Regions from separate parts of the Homo sapiens genome. Here region 1 is linked to region 2. Evidence: chromatin loops called from intact Hi-C (ENCODE). Cell type or tissue: chondrocyte. All regions are shown on one strand. Each heading gives the region's core, and the rest is flanking DNA. Links, peaks and the distances in the headings are about the cores only.

Region 1 (2,913 bases), core at 143-2,642, 260 kb before region 2:
AAAAGAGTTCTGAGTCATTTTTCAATGTTAGCAATTGAGCTGGCTTCATTTTTTTTTTTTTTTTTTTGAGACAGAGTCTCGCTCTGTCGCCCAGGCTGGAGTGCAGTGGCACGATCTCGGCTCACTGCAAGCTCCGCCTCCCGGGTTCACGCCATTCTCCTGCCTCAGCCTCCTGAGTAGTTGGGACTACATGCGCCCGCTACCACGCCCAGCTAATTTTTTGTAATTTTAGTAGAGACGGGGTTTCACCATGTTAGCCAGGATGGTCTCCATCTCCTGACCTCGTGATCCGCCCGCCTTGGCCTCCCAAAGTGCTAGGATTACAGGCATGTGAGCTGGATTCCTAATTTTGTCCCAGGTTTCTGTTCTCTTAGCCTGAGGAGTTAAAAATGCACCCTTTTAAAATTGAGTGCTGTTTAAGATCACGTGGGGGATATGGGGGTACACAGCATTCTCAATGATTTATTTATCTGGTTTAAGAAAGAAAAGAAGGAAGAAACTTCTATCTGAGAGCAGAACAGTTTTTTCTGGTGGAAGAGATGGAGAGAGACATGTGAAGCAGGGAGAACAGCATGGGCAATAGAGAGAGCTGAGAGGTCAGAGGGGAGTTAGGAAGAGTGTGTTGGATTAGAACGTAAGGGGGCCGGGTGCAGTGGCTCACACCTGTAATCCTAGCACTTTGAGAGGCCAAGGCAGGTGGATCATTTGAGGTCAGGAGTTCGAGACCAGCCTGGCCAACATGGTAAAAACTCGTCTCTACTAAGAATATAAAATTAGCTGGGCAGTAGTGGTGCGTGCCTGTAATCCCAGCTACTTGGGAGGCTGAGGCAGGAGAATCGCTTGAGCCTGGGAGGCAGAGGTTGCAATAAGCAGAGACTGTGCCACTGCACTTCAGCCAGGGTGAGAGGGTGAGAGCCTGTCTCAAAAAAAAAAAAAAAAAAAAAAAAAAACCTAAGGCCCATGTGTGAAGGGTCTGAAGATCGGAGGGACCTGGTGGTGGGGGTGGCTGGGCCGTGGTGGGGAGCTAGTTGCCAGACCTTGAACTAGAGAGAGACAAGGTCAGGTGTGTGTGTTAAAGAGATCCCTCAGGAAAACGAGGGAATAAACTGACAATTACAGGAATTATAGGGGCGGATCACGAGGTCAGGAGATCGAGACCATCCTGGCTAACATGGTGAAACCCCGTCTCTACTAAAAATGCAAAAGAAATTAGCCGGGTGTGGTGGCGGGCGCCTGTAGTCCCAGCTACACGGGAGGCTGAGGCAGGAGAATGGCGTGAACCCGGGAGGCGGAGCTTGCAGTGAGCCGAGATCGCGCCACGGGACTCCAGCCTGGGCGACAGAACGAGACTCCATCTCAAAAAAAAAAAAAAAAAAAGAAGAAGAAGGAATTATAGGTGGCATTTCCCCAAGAGACGCTAAGCAGCTCTGCTGGGACCTGACTCCCGCATGGGATGTCCCTCTTCCCGCATGGGATCACCTCCACGGGACCCAACATCTGTGAAAAGCATTCCCAGGGCCTACAAACATCTGGAAAGAATCTGGCCAGTCTAGTAGCCCTGTCCTCAGCGGGGCTGCTTCTTTCACATCCTGTTTCTCCTCCCCAAGCCCATAGCGGGTGAGTTACCTTGATGAGAAGATAAGACGCCTCGCAGGCTTTGGCAGGTGCCAGAGTTCACCTCTAGGTGGCAGCCTTCACCTTTCAGCCCCACCAGCTTCCAGCCAAAGGTCTGAGAGAAGGAAAAGGAACTAACGAAGACGCAGGGGGACCCACCAGGCGCCGCAGGCACATTTACTGAGCTGCAGAGCCACCATCTCAGGCGCACGTCATTCTCTCCACGTCACAACTGAGAGACGTGAAGTCACTGGTCCAAAGTCACACAGATGGGTGGCAATTGGCTTCTCTGAGCCTCATGTTCTTCATCTGTACAGAGACTGACCCATTCCCAGCAATCACTAATCTACTTTTTTTTTTTCCTGAGACAGAGTCTTGCTCTGTCACCCAGGCTGGAGTGCAGTGGCGTGATCTCGGCTCACTGCAGCCTCTACCTCCCGGGTTCATACAATTCTCCTGCCTCAGCCTCCCAAGTAGCTGGGATTACAGGCATGCGCTACCATGCCTGGCTAATTATTGTATTTTTAGTAGAGACATGGTTTCACCATGTTGGCCAGGCTGGTCTCGAACTCTTGACCTCAAGTGATCCACCCACCTCAGCCTTCCAAGGTGCTGGGATTACAGGTGCTGGGATTGAGCCACTGTGCCTGGCCTTTTTTTTTTCCGAGGCAAAGTCTCACTCTCGCCCAGGCTGGAGTGCAGTAGCACGATCTTGGCTCACTGCAACCTCCACCTCCCGGTTCAAGCGATTCTCCTGCCTCAGCCTCCCAAAGTGCTGGGATTACAGGTGCCTGCCACCACGCCCAGCTAATTTTTGTATTTTTAGTAGGGACGGAGTTTCACCATGTTGGCCAGGCTAGTCTCAAACTCCTGACCTTAGGTGATCTGCCCACCTCAGCCTCCCAAAGGGCTGGGATTACAGGCGTGAACCACCACGCCCAGCCCCACTAATCTACTTTTTGTTTCTATAGATTTATCTATTCTAGTCTGTAATCCCAGTACTTTGGGAGGCCGAGGTGGGCGGATCACCTGAGGTCAAGAGTTCAAGACCAGCCTGGCCAACAGGGTGAAACCCCATCTCTACTAAAAATACAAAAATTAGCCAGGCGTGGTAGTGCACAACTGTAGTCCCAGCTACTTGGGAGGCTGAGGCAGGAGAATCCCTTGAACCTGGGAGGTGAAGGTTGCAGTGAGCCAAGATCATGCCACTGCACTCCAGCCTGGGTGACAGAGCAAGACTCTGTCTCAAAAAAAAAAAAAAAAAAAAAAAGATTTATCTATTCTAGACATTTCACTAAA
Region 2 (2,913 bases), core at 211-2,710:
GCATGCTGTTGGGGGAAAATGGGAGCCAGGCTGGATGCACAAATTTACACCAGATGCTCTGTATCCAGGTAGCAGAAATGACTAACAGCACTGGTATCCATCAGTCCCAGAGCAAAAGCGTCTCCAGAGGAGGACATCTGTAAATCCCAAATCTGATCTCCTTCATCATCATTAGGCAACAGATAGGATAAGACTTCATGAAGAGAATTTTGGTGGCTTTAGATTGTTGAGAAAGTATATATAGGAAAAAACTGGAAATTATGTCCAAGATTTTTTGTCTAACTCCTTATCCTGATATTGTTAACATTTCACAACTAAAATAATTTTAACAGACAATTAGTTTTTAAAAATGTATTTTCATGACCTGAGACTACAGAAATTGCCATTTTCTTAGGACGTAGTTTACATTTGACTCTGCTTACTGTGTCCAGGGCATCCCCAAATTGGGAGAGATTGCCAAGTCAGTTGCCATTTTGCCTTACTTTTACCAAGGACTAGCCTACAGGTTCAGTTTTGCTCTTGACTTTGGCCCTGAATTGAGAACTGAGTCAAGAGAACAGAGTGGAAGTATGGAGACAAAGCCAGCAGCTTTACTCAAAAAATATATATGAGTCTAGTATTTTTTTTGTTTTTGAAAGACATGTTACTGAGCCCAACCCAGTCAGGGATCACTGAATATTGGGTTAAATAAAACAATAATGTTATTCATGTGTTTGAAATTAATGTTTTAAAGAACCACGCACACACTTTAAAATGTAACTGGATTTGCTATATAGGCCAGAGAAATATGGCTGTTACGATGAAGGCGTAACTTCTCTGGTTCTTGATTATTTACACCATTAGAGAAGAATGCAAATATGAATAGCTCAGAGTAGTTTAACTTTGAAGTGAGAGTTTATATGCACCTTTATATGTGGGATAACTGATGTCTTTGGAATAGACTTCAAATGAATGATAAAAACACCTGTAAAGTGATAGGACCTCTACTTTTTCTCATGTCCAATGTTCAGTTTCTTATAAACCAGGCATGAAGAGAAACAAAAAGTAATTAATTCTCCAGATCATGAAGTTGTCTTCAACCTAAGCACAGAGGTATAATAATTACATTTCTCAGAAGTTCCCCCTCTGTTTTGAGTCTCAAGGGCAATTGAGATGTCAGTGAGGCTGTGATTAAATGTATTGGATATTAGAGGATTTTAAATACAAACAAGTATTATAGGTGTTACCACTGACCCCGAAGGTAAGATTTACTGTGAAAATTTATAATGCAAGGAAGAATGATCAAGTTGGCTGTCAGAACAACAAAATATTACAAACCAGGATGTCTAAGAGCAGAAGTCCGTGGTTGCCACCTCTCAAGCCTCTTAGCTTAATCCAATCTAGGATGCATTTCCACTCTGCAACAAACAGTATTTATTTTTGCCTTATTTGCAGATAACAGTTTTAATGCAGGTACTGCCCATGGATTAGCTTTGAGCAGTGTCTTTTTGCTTTGGTTTTTTTATTTGTTTGGTTTGTTTTGAGACTGAGTCTCAGTCCTCCAGGCTGGAGTGCAGTGGTGTGACTTTGGCTCACTGCAACCTCTGCCTCCCGGGTTCAAGCGAGTCTCCTGCCTCAGCCTCCCAAGTAGCTGAGTCTACAGGCGTGAGCCACCATCCCCGGCCAAGCAGTATCTTTTTGCTTTGAAAGTGACTTACATGTACATTTGTTTTCCTTGTGAATGTTTCTTTTTAACTGCAAACTAAGAAACATTGAGCCCAGCATTCATATATTTGCAAACTCTGTCTTACTTAATTTCTCAGTTTTTTTCCTCAGAAAAAATGAAATTCCTTTTCTTTTTTAAATTTATTTTTTCTTTATTTTTCTTTATAAAGTGAAGAGTAGGTAGCATGAATTCCTCTTGCCCTTTGCTATTTCAGTCTGGCATCAGTAGCAATTGTTGCTATGTCCAGTTTTCATTCATGGATTTTTCTGGGATTGAAGATGAGTTCAATGTTGATTATTTAATTGGGCAGTATAAGTAAATTCATTGGCTCTCCTTCCAGTTTAGTGAATACTAAATATCATCCATGATATTTTATACTTCTTACACTTCTGGAATCTAACCTGAAAATAGAAGTTGTAAGTCAGGGACGGTGGTATGTGCCTCTAGTCTCAGCTAGTTGGGAGGCTGAGGCTTGAGCCCAGGCCTTCAAGGCTGTAGTGCACAATGACTGTACTTGTGAATAGCCACTGCACTCCAGCCTGGGCAACATAGCAAGACTCCCACCCCTTAAGAAAAAAGAAGAGAGAAAAAAATAGAAGTTGTGGAGAGGGAGGAGGATGCTTGAATACTTTGACCGTACTTGGCATAATAGACATTTTGAGGGTTTTTTTGTTTTCTTAAAATTCCTCTGGATCAGTTTTCATTGTTTCTAGTAATTATATTTATCGTTAATGAATTCATATTCTGCTCTAGCCCCTAAAGATAGTTTGATATGCTAACTTTTGTTTTGCCTTTCTAGCTGCTAAGATAGATAATGGTTATTGCAAAATGCACGTTTTTAAATGGTCTCCAGTGTGGATTGCTTCTGAGCTGCTGATGGATTGAATACATTGAGAAGGAATGTGTCATTTGGAATCCAGGACCAGTCAGCAAGGATAACTGCCTGATTTTATGGTCAGAATGCTCTAACTCTTATGGCATACTGATGACTTTTTCTTCCATTTTCCAAAAAAGCAAGTTTTGTCAGTCTCAGTGTTTCTCTGATCTAGCTACTCACAATTCCATTCCCAAAGTAGTGACCTAGTTCTGTCACTTGGGTTTCAAAGGGAGTTGAAGTGTCACTGAGTGAGTACAGCAAACCTGTTTAATGATTTATAGGAAGCAAATAAAAAGAATTTTGTTTGCTAACCTAGAAGTATATCAGATTT

The links. A loop is a pair of places that touch in the nucleus more often than their neighbours do. Peaks named below come from ENCODE experiments on the same cell type or tissue, not always from the same donor. Only the 100,000 strongest peaks of a DNase experiment are listed, where the experiment ranks them.
Region 1: a loop joins it to region 2, with 2.8 times the contacts of the local background. A loop is called at or near these places in 5 of 110 quality-filtered maps.

The regions. Positions count from the first base shown.
Region 1 is chr1:23,538,766-23,541,678 of GRCh38, reverse strand. LOC124903876 (a long non-coding RNA gene) reads right to left here and starts at 1,796. Exons shown (of 3, transcript XR_007065537.1): 1 at 1,627-1,796. RefSeq lists an enhancer at 1,548-1,842. In chondrocyte, for the core only: a CTCF peak has its summit at 1,687 (motif pointing right); no DNase peak of the experiment used is centred there.
Region 2 is chr1:23,283,741-23,286,653 of GRCh38, reverse strand. LINC01355 (long intergenic non-protein coding RNA 1355) reads left to right here and starts at 1,136. Exons shown (of 2, transcript NR_110616.1): 1 at 1,136-1,544; 2 at 2,244-2,913. In chondrocyte, for the core only: no CTCF peak of the experiment used is centred there; no DNase peak of the experiment used is centred there.